Regions from separate parts of the Homo sapiens genome. Here region 1 is linked to region 2. Evidence: chromatin contacts called from ENCODE Hi-C or POLR2A ChIA-PET data. All regions are on one chromosome and are shown on one strand. The core of a region is the stretch at or near the end of the contact, and the rest is flanking DNA. Distances in the headings are between cores, read along the strand shown. Region 1 overlaps BABAM2 (BRISC and BRCA1 A complex member 2). Region 2 overlaps BABAM2 (BRISC and BRCA1 A complex member 2).

The links. A loop is a pair of places that touch in the nucleus more often than their neighbours do. ChIA-PET counts read pairs that join two places held with the same protein, here RNA polymerase II (POLR2A). Pooled maps may share reads with other maps.
Region 1: a loop to region 2 is called in a map of naive thymus-derived CD4-positive, alpha-beta T cell, with 2.1 times the contacts of the local background. The contact joins two enhancer-like sites. A Hi-C loop is called at or near these places in 7 of 168 maps with a recorded cell type or tissue (CD14-positive monocyte, CD8-positive, alpha-beta T cell, breast epithelium and 3 more) and 8 of 50 pooled maps. POLR2A ChIA-PET finds 5 or more read pairs at or near these places in 4 of 52 experiments (CD4-positive, alpha-beta T cell, MCF 10A, Panc1 and 1 more).

What each region holds. Positions count from the first base shown.
Region 1 is chr2:28,000,281-28,005,967 of GRCh38, forward strand. The region is part of intron 4 of BABAM2 (BRISC and BRCA1 A complex member 2); the gene reads left to right. Among named protein-coding and RNA genes, the nearest start is that of MIR4263, 6.8 kb to the left of the region's middle. Within about 2 kb of position 4,016, at least 2 of the 41 ENCODE cell types and tissues checked have a DNase peak (open chromatin) inside an H3K27ac peak, as active enhancers do; they include CD14-positive monocyte, where a contact is called at or near this core.
Region 2 is chr2:27,952,096-27,958,157 of GRCh38, forward strand. All of the region lies in intron 3 of BABAM2 (BRISC and BRCA1 A complex member 2), which reads left to right. Among named protein-coding and RNA genes, the nearest start is that of MIR4263, 41 kb to the right of the region's middle. Within about 2 kb of position 3,061, at least 28 of the 41 ENCODE cell types and tissues checked have a DNase peak (open chromatin) inside an H3K27ac peak, as active enhancers do; they include CD14-positive monocyte, where a contact is called at or near this core.

The sequences.
Region 1 (5,687 bases), core at 2,766-5,265, 49 kb after region 2:
CATATTTTCCTTGTTTTTGATAACTTTGATGGTTTTGCAGAGTAACTGGCCAGGTATTTTATAGAATGTCACTCAGTTGGGATTTGTCTGATTTTTTTTCATGTTTAGGCTATGGTTATGGGCTTTTGGTAGAAAGACTTCAGAGGTACAAATCCATTTTCATCACATATCAAGTCATATTGATAGCCACATACTATTGATATGACTTTGCACTATTGTTGACCTTAATCACTTGGCTTGAGGGAGTGTTTGCTACCCTGTAAAGCTACTCTTTCTTTCCCCCTTTTATCCTTTACTATGGAAGGGTCTCACTGTGTGCAACCCACAGAAGTGGGAGTTATGCCCTCTTTGAGGGCAGTATCTACATAAATTATTTGGAATTCTACTGCCTGGAAGATTTGTCTATTCTCTCCATTTATTAATTTATTCAATCATTTATTTGTATCAGTATGGACTTATAGATATTTATTTTATACTTTGGGTTACAGTCCAATACTATGTTATTTATTTTGTTCTTCAAATTCTTCCAGCTTTGGCCACTGGAAGTTCTTCCACTTGGTTCCTATATTCCTTTGATATGCCCCCATCATTATAGATGTTTTTATTTGTTTGTGTTTTTTTGTGGCATTTTCTTACTTTCTGGCACTATGAGATGATCTTGGCTCATCTTGTCAGTTTCCTGCTCCAGTCTTAGTATCAGCCATTTCTCCAAGGAACCCTTGTCCTTTTTATTGGAGAAAGGTCTTAGAAACCAAGATCTTAGTGCCAGATGTGCTTGTTGCTACTGGGATGTCATTGCTTTTATTTAGGTCCTTTCAGCTCACAGAGCAAGGAAATGTGCATATCTATAAATATTTGTCTATGTAGCCATCTGTACCTATATTAAGGGAAACATGATTTTACTGATGTCTTCAACTCTTATCTACTTCCACATGGATCATTCTAGTCACCAGGAAGGATTATTTTAAGATCCCATTTGTGTATGTACTGACGTCTGCCTTCCTGTGATATTATTCCTTTTTGTTAGTTAATTCCTACTACAAACATGTATTGAGCCTGTATTATATTTAAGGCTTGCACTAGGTGCAAGGGATACAAAAATGAATGATTCATTGATGCATTCACAGTTTCTTCAATACCTGTTTATTGAATACCTCATATTTAGGCACTGTGCTCCATGCTCACACTTTAGTAGTGGAGAAAATATGGCTACAGACAGTTATGCTATAAGGCAGGATGGAACTGTGATACAAGGTAGAAAAGAAAGTGTGTTCTTGTGTTGCTATTAAATAGTATGTAAGACTGAGTAATTTATAAAGAAAAGTAGTCTATTTGGGCTCACAGTTCTGCAGGCTGTACAGGAAACATAGTGCTGGCATCTGCTTCTGGAAAGAGCCTCAGGGATCTTACAATCATGGCAGAAGGCAAAGGGGAAGTAGGCGTATCACATGGTGAGAGCAGGAGCAAGAGAGAGAGGAGGGGGGTGCTACACTTCTTCAAACAATCAGATCTCATGTGAATTCAGAGTGAGAACTCACTCATTACCATGAGGATAGACCCGCCCCTATGCACCAAACACCTCCCACCAGGCCCCACCTCCAACATTGGGAGTTAGATTTCAACATGAGATTTGGAGGGGACAAATGTCCAAACTGTATCAGAAAGGTAATAACAGAGTTCAAATGAAGAAGAAATTACTTCAGGAAAGGCAATCACATGATGAATTGTAGCAGTTAGAACTTGATGAGATGCAAGTGACAGAAAATACAATCAAACAGGTAAAAAAAAAAAAAAAAGGAATTTATTGATTCATATAACAGTAAAGACCAGGGGTAGAACTAGCTTGGGGTGCGAATAGTTTTAGGGCTTAAACAATGTTATCAGGGCTTTGCTCTGCCTTCTGCTCACGCTGATATTACTCTTAGGCTCTTCCTAGTATCTCCTAGTACTTCTAGGTGAACATCACAACACCAAGTTCCGAAGAAAAGAAAGTCTGGTATCACAAAGTCTTGGAATTGAGACTTGTCTTGACTTTCCTCATATAGGTCATTGTATCTGTGAACATTATTGCTCTGGGGAATAGAATGTGCTGATGAGCTTAGCTTTGTACATGTGCTCCATCTGTTTCACAGATGTTGATTTTGTGATTGTTATTAATTAAGGTATTCATTTTTGTTTTGTGAACTTGTCCATATATTTGTTATATTTTGCAATAAAGTTTTTTTTAAAAAAGCTAAATATATTCAGTATATAAATATTAATCAATGTAATTACTCAGATTCAGGTAGTCCACTTAATCCTAAGATGGCTATCTACAAAGAAATTTACTCCTAGACACATCATGGCAAATTACAGAAAACCAAAGACAAGGAGAAAAATCTAAAAAAAGAAACCAGAGAAAACAAAAGAGCAACCATTAGATTGTTAGCTGACTTCTTAATAGCATTAATGAAAGAGAGAATACAGTTTAGTGATATATTTAATGTGATAAACTAAACAACTGTTTAAAATCCTATACCTAGCAAAAAGATGATTGACTAATTTAAGTGAAATAAATCCATTTTCAAGTAAACAAAAGCAGAGACTTCATCATTAGCAAACCTTTGCTAATTCTTCAGGGAGATGAAAGACAAAAATCTCAGGTGGAAGATAGAGATGCGGAAAGGAGTAAACGGCCACAAAATATAATAAAGGGAGCCAGTAGCTAAAGAGGGTATAAAATTATAAATCATCTAGAGGGTGTTTTAGCTAGAATTGTTTTATACATTTTGGTGATTATTAGGATTTATGTTCCCAATATACTTCATGTAGGCAAATACTAGAATTATGTGACTTCTTGGTGTTTACTGATTTGGGAGTGGGGAAGTGAGTGACTGTAGGGTGAAAAAAGAAAATGACATTAAAGCTTTGTTTTGCAAGTAGATAATTTAGTGTTGACCATGTCTGCCATCCTGCTTTCTACATTTCTCTTCTTGTATTGCTGTGTGGTGCTGTGATTATTTCATGGGGAAATCAGGAATGTATTGATTGCTGGATCCTAGCTCCCAGAGATTTCAATTTATTTATTTAGTCTGGGGTAGAACCTGGGCATCAGTGGTTTTAGAAAGTCAATTCTAAGGCTGGGCAACATGGCAAAACCTTGTCACTACAAAAAACAAAAATTAGCCAGGCATGGTGGTGCGCACCTGTAATTGCACTACTTGGGAGGCTAAAGTGGGAGAATCGTTTGAGCCTGGGAGGTTGAGGCTGCAGTGAGCTGAGATTGTACCACAGCACTCCAGCTTGAGCGACAGAGTGAGACCCTGTCTCAAAAACAACAAACAAACAAAGCCAATTCTAGTGTTATAGCCAGAGTCGAGAACTACAGGTATTGAAAATGAACATGGGCGAGACAGATCTGAACTCTAGATTTAGTTTTATTGATTACTAGGTGGATTATGCAGGATCTATGTATTTATTTATTGATAAAACTGATAAGTACCTGTCTCACAAGGCCATTTTAGGGAATAAAGACAGTAATATTTGAATGTAAAAATGGAAAGAAAACCAGAGGTGTGGAGGCCAAAATGACCAAGGACAACATATAATCATTACCAGAGAGAGCTTAGCACATGGATGTATTTTCAAAGAAGCCCTAAGTTTACCTTTGTAATTGAAGCAGTTTGTTTTGATTTTTGTACTTATCTTTCAACTCATATAGCAATGAGGTTTTGTGCTTAATGAAGTCTTTAGGATTGGGATTGCTCTGCTGTACTTGGGTTATCTACAAGAATGGGCACATTACAGAGGAAGAGTCTCATAAATTTTGAACCTGGTTCTAATATATGTTTTCTCCAACATTTTTAAAAAGCAAAAAAAAAAAAAACACTTAGCCATTAAAAAACATTTTTCAGAGAAATTATCTACATCCTGCTGAGAATTTTATGCCAAACTGCAGCCCCCACACAAGCTTTGGAGAGCCAAGATATTTAAACCTGTAAAGGAAAACGCCAGCTCAGCCCTTACACTGGTTTGATGTAATCCTTTAACCACAGAATGGTTTCTAGCCTTGAATTGACAATGACTCAGTAGACCTTGTATACGTTTTAAGAATGTTTTTAAGTAGGTAGGATTACAAAAATAGAAGTACAACATTATTATGAACAAAACATTCAACACATTGAATACAGTTTCTTGAATCTGTTTCAAGAACATTTATGAAGAAACCAGATTGAAAAATAAAGTCTGGATTATTATAGAATTTTCAAAAGAAGGACAGCTAATTACTTATAGTATCTAAAATAGTCTACCAGAGGTTATCAGTCACTTTTTAAAATCAAAGGAGGTGGTTCTTTAGGAGGTTAAAAAATTAATTTGCACAAACACTAATTGACATAACAATTACATATAATTTGTGTGTTTAAAGATACTTTTTTTTTTTTTTTGGTTAAGATATGGGGTCTCTGTTGCCTAGGCTGGAAGTGTGGCGGCACAATCACAGCTCACTGCTGCCTCGACTTCCTGGGCTTAGGTGATCCCACCTCAGCCTCCTGAGTAGCTGGGACCACACTTCCATGCCTGGCTTAAAAATACATTTTAAAAAGACTTATTTATTTTAGTAATTTGAAGATGTTTCCAAGGTTAACATGAACTTTAGCCTAGTTAGCGCCTCTGGGAATTATTTTTAAAAAGCAAAATGTGTCTCAATGAGATTTGACTTTAATTTAAAACTAATTTAATGTACTAGTTAACCATTTATTTTACTTTCAACTACTATCTAGGTTCTACTCCAAATTCAGTAAATCTATACAGATTAAATTAAAAAGCATTTTCAAGTTGGGAAAAGAGATAACTATTTCAAACTTTTGAGTTTATATATTTTTATTGATATATAAATAGAACTGAATAGAAATACTTTTGGAATGAGCTATAGATTTATTTTATGTATGTATCTTGTCTAGTTCATAGTGAATACATCATAGACAACCTTAGCTGTGTTTTACTGAATTAGAAAATCTGTCATAGTGATTGTCAACCTTTTAATACTAAACACAAATAATTGAAATACTGTCTGTTAATCTAAGGATTTTGACTTCCTGAAGAGAGCTTTAAGTCCATTTCTTATGTTTTGTTAGTATTTTTTGGACTTTTTAATTTGTAATTATTAAATTTGAGATAAAAATTTTTGTGCTGTTTTGCAGCATGCCCTGTGAAAATTTTCTTTTTCAAGGAAACAATGCATTTTAAAATGTTTGTAACATTTAGAATAAAGGACTAAGGGTGTTTTGAAAATTGATAAATTTTTAAGCCAGATTAAACAATTAAGATTAATTGCATACCTTCTTTAACTTTTAGCTTCATGTCATGGCTATAAATTTGTAAGTAGCCATTTTAGAAATCCAATTATAATTCTTAGGTATAATTTTCAGAAATCAAAACAACAAAATTAATTACAACTGTAGAATTTCCTTATTTGAAAAACTTTCTATTTTGGGGTATTGTATAATGAATCCCCATGGATCTCGTTTCAATAATTGCCACGTCATAATCTTGTTTCATCTATACTCCTATTCACTTACTGCCTAGTAGCATTGTAGTTTGAAGCAAACCCCACATATTATGACACTTCATCTGTAAATATTTCAGTATAATATGCAAAAATATAAATCTTTTAAAAAGCATAACCAAAATACCATTATCTTATCTAA
Region 2 (6,062 bases), core at 1,811-4,310:
CCTCTTGAATTGACACTCTTTGTCCTTGGAAATGTTGTTTGCCTTGAAATTAATTTTACACGGTACATCTTTTCCATTGTTTTATTTTTAACCTATTTGTGTCTTTAGATTTCTTTTGAGTAGCATATAATTGGATTTTACTTTTAAATCTGACAGTCTTTGCCTGTCAATTGGGATGTTTAGACCATTTACATTTAATGGGATTATTGTGTGCTGGATTGATGAGTCTACATAGTGTCAAGAAATGCTTACATTTCTATTAGTTATCTTTGTATTTCAGAGTGATTCCCTTTTTGCAAGTTTATGGCACTGGTAATGCTGTCTTCATATCAGAAAAGACAGGACACATACTTTTTCAGAGTTGGTAAAGCAGAGATTTAAAAATTCTGGCCTGGCCTCATAATGAAGGGTGTTTAGGAAACTAGGTGCTTAATGGAAGTATCCAGAGGGCACCAATGTATTTATGTTTGTTTTGAACTATTCTTTTTCTTTATTATTCTGGCTCTTAAGGGCATTGAACTGTTCTCATCTCTGGGATATTTGAGACAGAAGTTGGCATAAGACCTTTTGGGACATATTATGGGTGCTCCAAATGTTACAGGCACTCCAGACCAGTTTGGGATGCATAGCAGGCTTCATGTAGCATTATCCGACCACTGATCTCCGTTGATTTTCACTAGGTCTGCTTCAGGGGAAACAATTGTGTATTGAAATTAAAAAGCAAGACTTCTGTCTGATATAAACAGCCTAATTCTTCATAGAATAATTCTTTTAATACTGTTCCCAGGCTGCTGTCAAACCTCCAATTTATTGAAATCTTTCTTCACATTCCAGAGTTAGGCAAGATAATTAACTTTTGATTCTTTAGCCAGTTCTATATTGGCACGTGAAAAAGAAAACCAGTAGTGGCTCTACCCTTCACACTTCTCTCTCTCTCTTTTTTTGAAACAAGGTCCTGCTGTGTCGCTCAGGCTGGAGTGCAGTGGTATAATCTTGGCTCACTGCAGACTCGAACTCCTGAGTTTAGGTGATCCTCCTGAGTAGCTAGGACTACAGGTGTGTGCCACTATGTCTGGCTAATTTTTTATTTTTTAATTTTCTTTGAGACAGAGGCTTGCTCTGTCGCCCAGGCTGGAGTGCAGTGTTACAATCATGGCTTACTGCAGCCTTGAACTCCTGGGCTCAAGCAGATCCTCCTACCCCAGGCTCCCAAGTAGCTGGGGTGGGAGGAGCCTGAGCTCCTCGCCTGGCTAATTTTTTTACTTTGTATAGAGACAGGGTCTACCTGTGTTGCCCAGGATGGTCTTGAATTCTTGGGCTCAAGTGATCCTCCTGCCTTGGCCTACCACAGTGCTGGGATTACAGGCATGAACCACCGTAGTGACAGAGTCTCTATATGTTGCCCAGGCTGGTTTCGAATTCTTGGGCTCAAGTGATCCTCCCTCCTCGGCTTCCCAAAGTGCTGGGATTATAGGCATGAACCACCGCACTGGGCCCACACTTCTCTTTTGATACCATCTACATTAATATCATTACCAACGATCTCACCAAAAAAAAAAAAAATATTTCTTTTTTTCTGCCTTTGGCTACAGGGCTAGCTCGTAAAAGGAAGGGAACAAAATGTTTAAGTATGATCATGTTTTTAGTGATGGAAAATTAAAACCATTAAAAAATAAACAATGAAAAATATGGCAAAATAAGAAGGTGAATGCCAGAAGATTAAGGAAGTTCTAGAGAGTTTTGCAGATGTGGGATTTCAGATGAAGACCAGATACATCTAATTTGTGAGGGGAATAAAGAGACAGGTAAGAGAGATGGGTGGGAATAGAGCTAGCCTGAGGAGAAAGAGAAGGAGATTAAAAACAAAATTCGTATCCAGTCTGAATAAAATTTGTTTCATCCCTCCTTGGCCCTTAGAAATTAGAGTCTTTTCATATTATTGTCTTTCTATTTGGTAAGCTGTGTTTGATAGCGGTGCACAAACTTGGGCACAGAAGCCTGAGTTTGTGGGGTTGCATTCAGTGTATAGAAAAGTTACAACTCATTTCTAGTTAGTTCTTCCTTTGTACTTATGCCTAAACCTCTCCATCTGGAGAAATGCCAGCTTGCCACTAAATTTAAATAAATAAGAACATGTCTCATCAATAGGGGCGGCAAATTTAGCCCCTCTTTAGAGCACTGAGCAATTTATGACCATATGTTAAATACCATAAAACAGCTTTAAAGATTTGGTCGCTGGCCATTGCCAGATTGCACCGTAGGAGTGCAGCAGCACTGTGAGGGACTGGGAATGCTTCCTCCGGCCCTTGGAGGCCTCAGCAACTCACTGATGTCACAGCCAAAGAGGGCTGTTTTCAAACATTCCCTTTATAAAGGTGAAATACTAAAAGATTCCATTTTGGCATTTGGGAGCAAAGAAGGCAAGACTTCTTTTTGATTCTTAAGGGTCAAAATTAGTATGGAAAGTGTTGTGTGGGAGAATGAGTAACTTGGCAGCAGTGAGTACAGAAGGCAAGTCTAGAAATAGGTAATAGATATCCTACTCATCCTTTTTCTTGGAGCATGAACTGGACTTTTATGTGGCATAAGCCGACCAAATATCACGTTTCTCAATCAATTTCTTTTTGCCAACTTTCGTCGAATTAATATTAATGTTAAAAACAATTTTTAAAATTTCATGCCAAAGCATTGCCAATTGTAAGGCTTTCTTTTCTTCCAGAAATATGACTCACTATTTGGTGAACTCCAAATATTAGTTTTTCTTCTTACCACCATGACAGCCTGTGAATCATTTATGGCATTCAGTGGGCTCGTGGCTGAGAGAATGAAGGTGTGTGCCAGCAAACATGTGATTTTTGGTCAAGTAGTGCTCTGGGACCTTCGATGGGCTTTTAACACATGTGAGGAAACCAGTGGTTCAGGCAGGGGGCAGTATTATTAAATAGTAATAGACACCAAAAAGCTTTGTACAAGATTTTTCAGACTGCTCTCTCAGAAATGTAACTCTTCCTACAAAGGAAGATGATGAAATTTGGCTGTCAAAGGTCCAGGATTCCTAGCCTTCTTGAATCTGTAGTTGCCAGCCCAAGGGCTGATTTCCTGTCAGTTCCTGTGTGGTTTGCACTACATCCTCTTTGCAACAGATCAGTATTTTAGGTCATCCATCATAACTGCTCTCCTGTAAGTTCTTGGCAATTTGATCTCAGTTTGCAGAAGGCAGCTGGCATACTTTGCTAGGAAGTGCAGCTGGAGAGCTCCTGTCTCACTCTTCCTAAGGCCAGGAAGCACACTATTGTTACTCATTGCTGCTTTCTTCCTTTAAAGAACAAAAAACTTCAAACTTTGGCAAATTCTAAAGTTACTAGGTAGCAATTTGAAATTACTCTGATCGTTTTGTTGGTCTAGGGCAAAAACTTGAGTGATCTTTTATATCATTTGTAAATCTTGTCTGGTTTTTCCATAACACAGATATGTGCATTAGTGGAAGTTTCCTCCCCATTGCAAATGAAGTTATGCTTGTCTTCAGAGTCACACGGGAATTTTTAGTTTTATTTTGTTTTAGGCTTTGATTGTCAAGGACAGTAACATGGCCTAATTTCTTCTCTGTGTTTTATTCCCTTAACATTGAGATTTTTCTATTCCTAATATCAGCATTGGGTAAGACTATTTACCTTGGGTATGACTTGAATATTTGCACTGGATTTTCAAACTATACGAACAGAGATAGTTAAAGCACTTTTTTTGGACTATTTAATGTTAAAATAAAAGTATCGTTTTAGTGTTTCTGATTTCTCATTCCATAATGGGTGACCTATGTTGTGAGATTTAGAAAAATGAGCAATTTTCCTCCTTTCTTATGACTCACAGGTCACATTTTGGCAACATGTTTTTTTTTTCCTGTAGAATGGTGATTACCTTTACCCCAGTTCACCTAAGAGAGGAACCTGTTTATAAAGAGGATACAACCTCATGCATGAATTATTTTAAATGGTATTCTTAATAATCTATGATGGCACAGATCTTTTATACTTCTGAGTTGTCTTCTTTTCATCTTTACGAAAACCATATCTTCTGTAGAGTTAAACAAGATTATTAATGTAGCTCTTGGTTTCTTTTATGTTCTGGTTCCTAACATAAATGAAGGGAAAGGAAAGATAAGTTGTGCTGCTTTATAGAAAAATAGTAAACTTTTTGAAGGCCAAATTTATGTCAGATTTATGGGTATCAAGCAATAACATCATAGAAACACCCCAAATCCTGATAGTGCGCTAAGGATGGCATGAAGGAAGAAATTTTTGGATTTGAGATATGAAAGAATTTGATGTCCAGATTATTTCTATCAAACCAAATCTTTAGTCTCTAAAATAATATATTGTTAAATTCTAGGAGCAAGAATCCTCTGTGATTTCCAAGATCTGTTGCCGATGACCCACACAGTAGACAATCAGGAAATGTTTATTAAATGAGTGATACAAAGGCACTAAAAGATGATGTCTTATGTGGAAATTCTTAATTGGAAGGACACTAGGTAATTTTGGGAATCTTCCAGTGGGATAAGGAAGTATCTAAAGATTTGAAAAGCAGCAGCATAGTTTCTGCATTAAAGAAAGTAAAAGATAATTATGAAGGTTATATAGAGCAGGTTGACATACATATTTAGAAAGAACTCAGAAAAAGAATCACAAAAGTAGTTTGCCAACATTTGGACTAGTATAGGACTAACCAATTTTGCTTTGTAAAAAACAATTCTTAATAGATCAATTCTTATTACAGAATGATGAGTATAGTACATTGGAAGCAAAAGATAAATTTAATTTATCCCAATTTTAGCAGAGCTTTTGATTCTGTCCTTGGGATGAATCTGATAAGCAAATCATGAAATGATTATTTAGACACAAGATGTGTTGCTCGACAGTATGCCTAAAGTATATCATGACTAAGGAATGAATGCTACTTAATGTTGAAATCAGACGCTTTGGTCATCCCAGTGTAGAGCAAATTGCAAAACTGTTTCTTCTCTGGCTAAAAAAATGTTGGTTATTGTCTTCCTGTTTCTCCTTTTTCTGTTTTCTGCAACATTATCTCACTACACTTGGGTAAAACAAGTGCCAGGCAATTGCAGGGATGACAATCTCCTGTAGAAAGAAAAGGATCCACAATTTTCAAAGTACTTTAATTCATTCATCTATGCACCAGTTACTATTGAGGACCTACTCAGTCCAAATTTTGAAGTACAGTATTTGATGGCCTCCATTTTTTTTGGCACCATCATAATCTTTCCAGCATTCTCTTTACCCCATTTTCTACTAAACCAGATTGCCTTGATAGCCTGTCCTTAAGCTCACTTTTCAACACTATCTGCTATTCTTCAACATTCCTTGAGCACATAATTTGCTTTCTACCCTCTAAGTTTTGCTTCTTTTATCTCTGCCTAGAATTACCATCTCATTATTTCTTTATCTAAGCCTACTCTAGACAGCACTAAGAGTAGACATTTTAAAAAAGAATTCGGTAGAGCATGATTTTAGATGAAAAGGAAGTAGTAAGTTAAGTAAGAGACTGTAGCAGACTGTGTTTTCCAAAGATGGCCACAACAGCATTTCCCATTCCACATGCTCTTCTATACCATGACCTTACCACTCCTCCAGGTATAATTTTCCTCCTCTTGAATCTGGGTGGGCTTGTGATTATTTTGGCCAACAGAATATGATGCTTATTATGCCGTATGACTTTCAAGGCTGGGTCATAAAAGGCAATGAGGCTTTCATCTTACTCTAGCAGGAATACTTTTGCTTGGAGCCCTGCACCACTGCATAAGAAGTCTGTCTATATTGAGGTTGCCATGCTGTCAGGTAGCCAAACTACATGAAGAGGCCACATGTAGGTGCTGCAGTTGTCAGTTTTTATCTTGGAGGTTTCCCAGCCCAGGCATCAGAAATGTCAGTGAAATTGTGTTCGGCCTTTCAAACTGAGCACTACCAGCTGAACACCATTGAGTGATCTCAGTCAATGCTGTGAGGAGCAGAAGAATCACCCAACTACATTCTGCCTATATTTCTAAC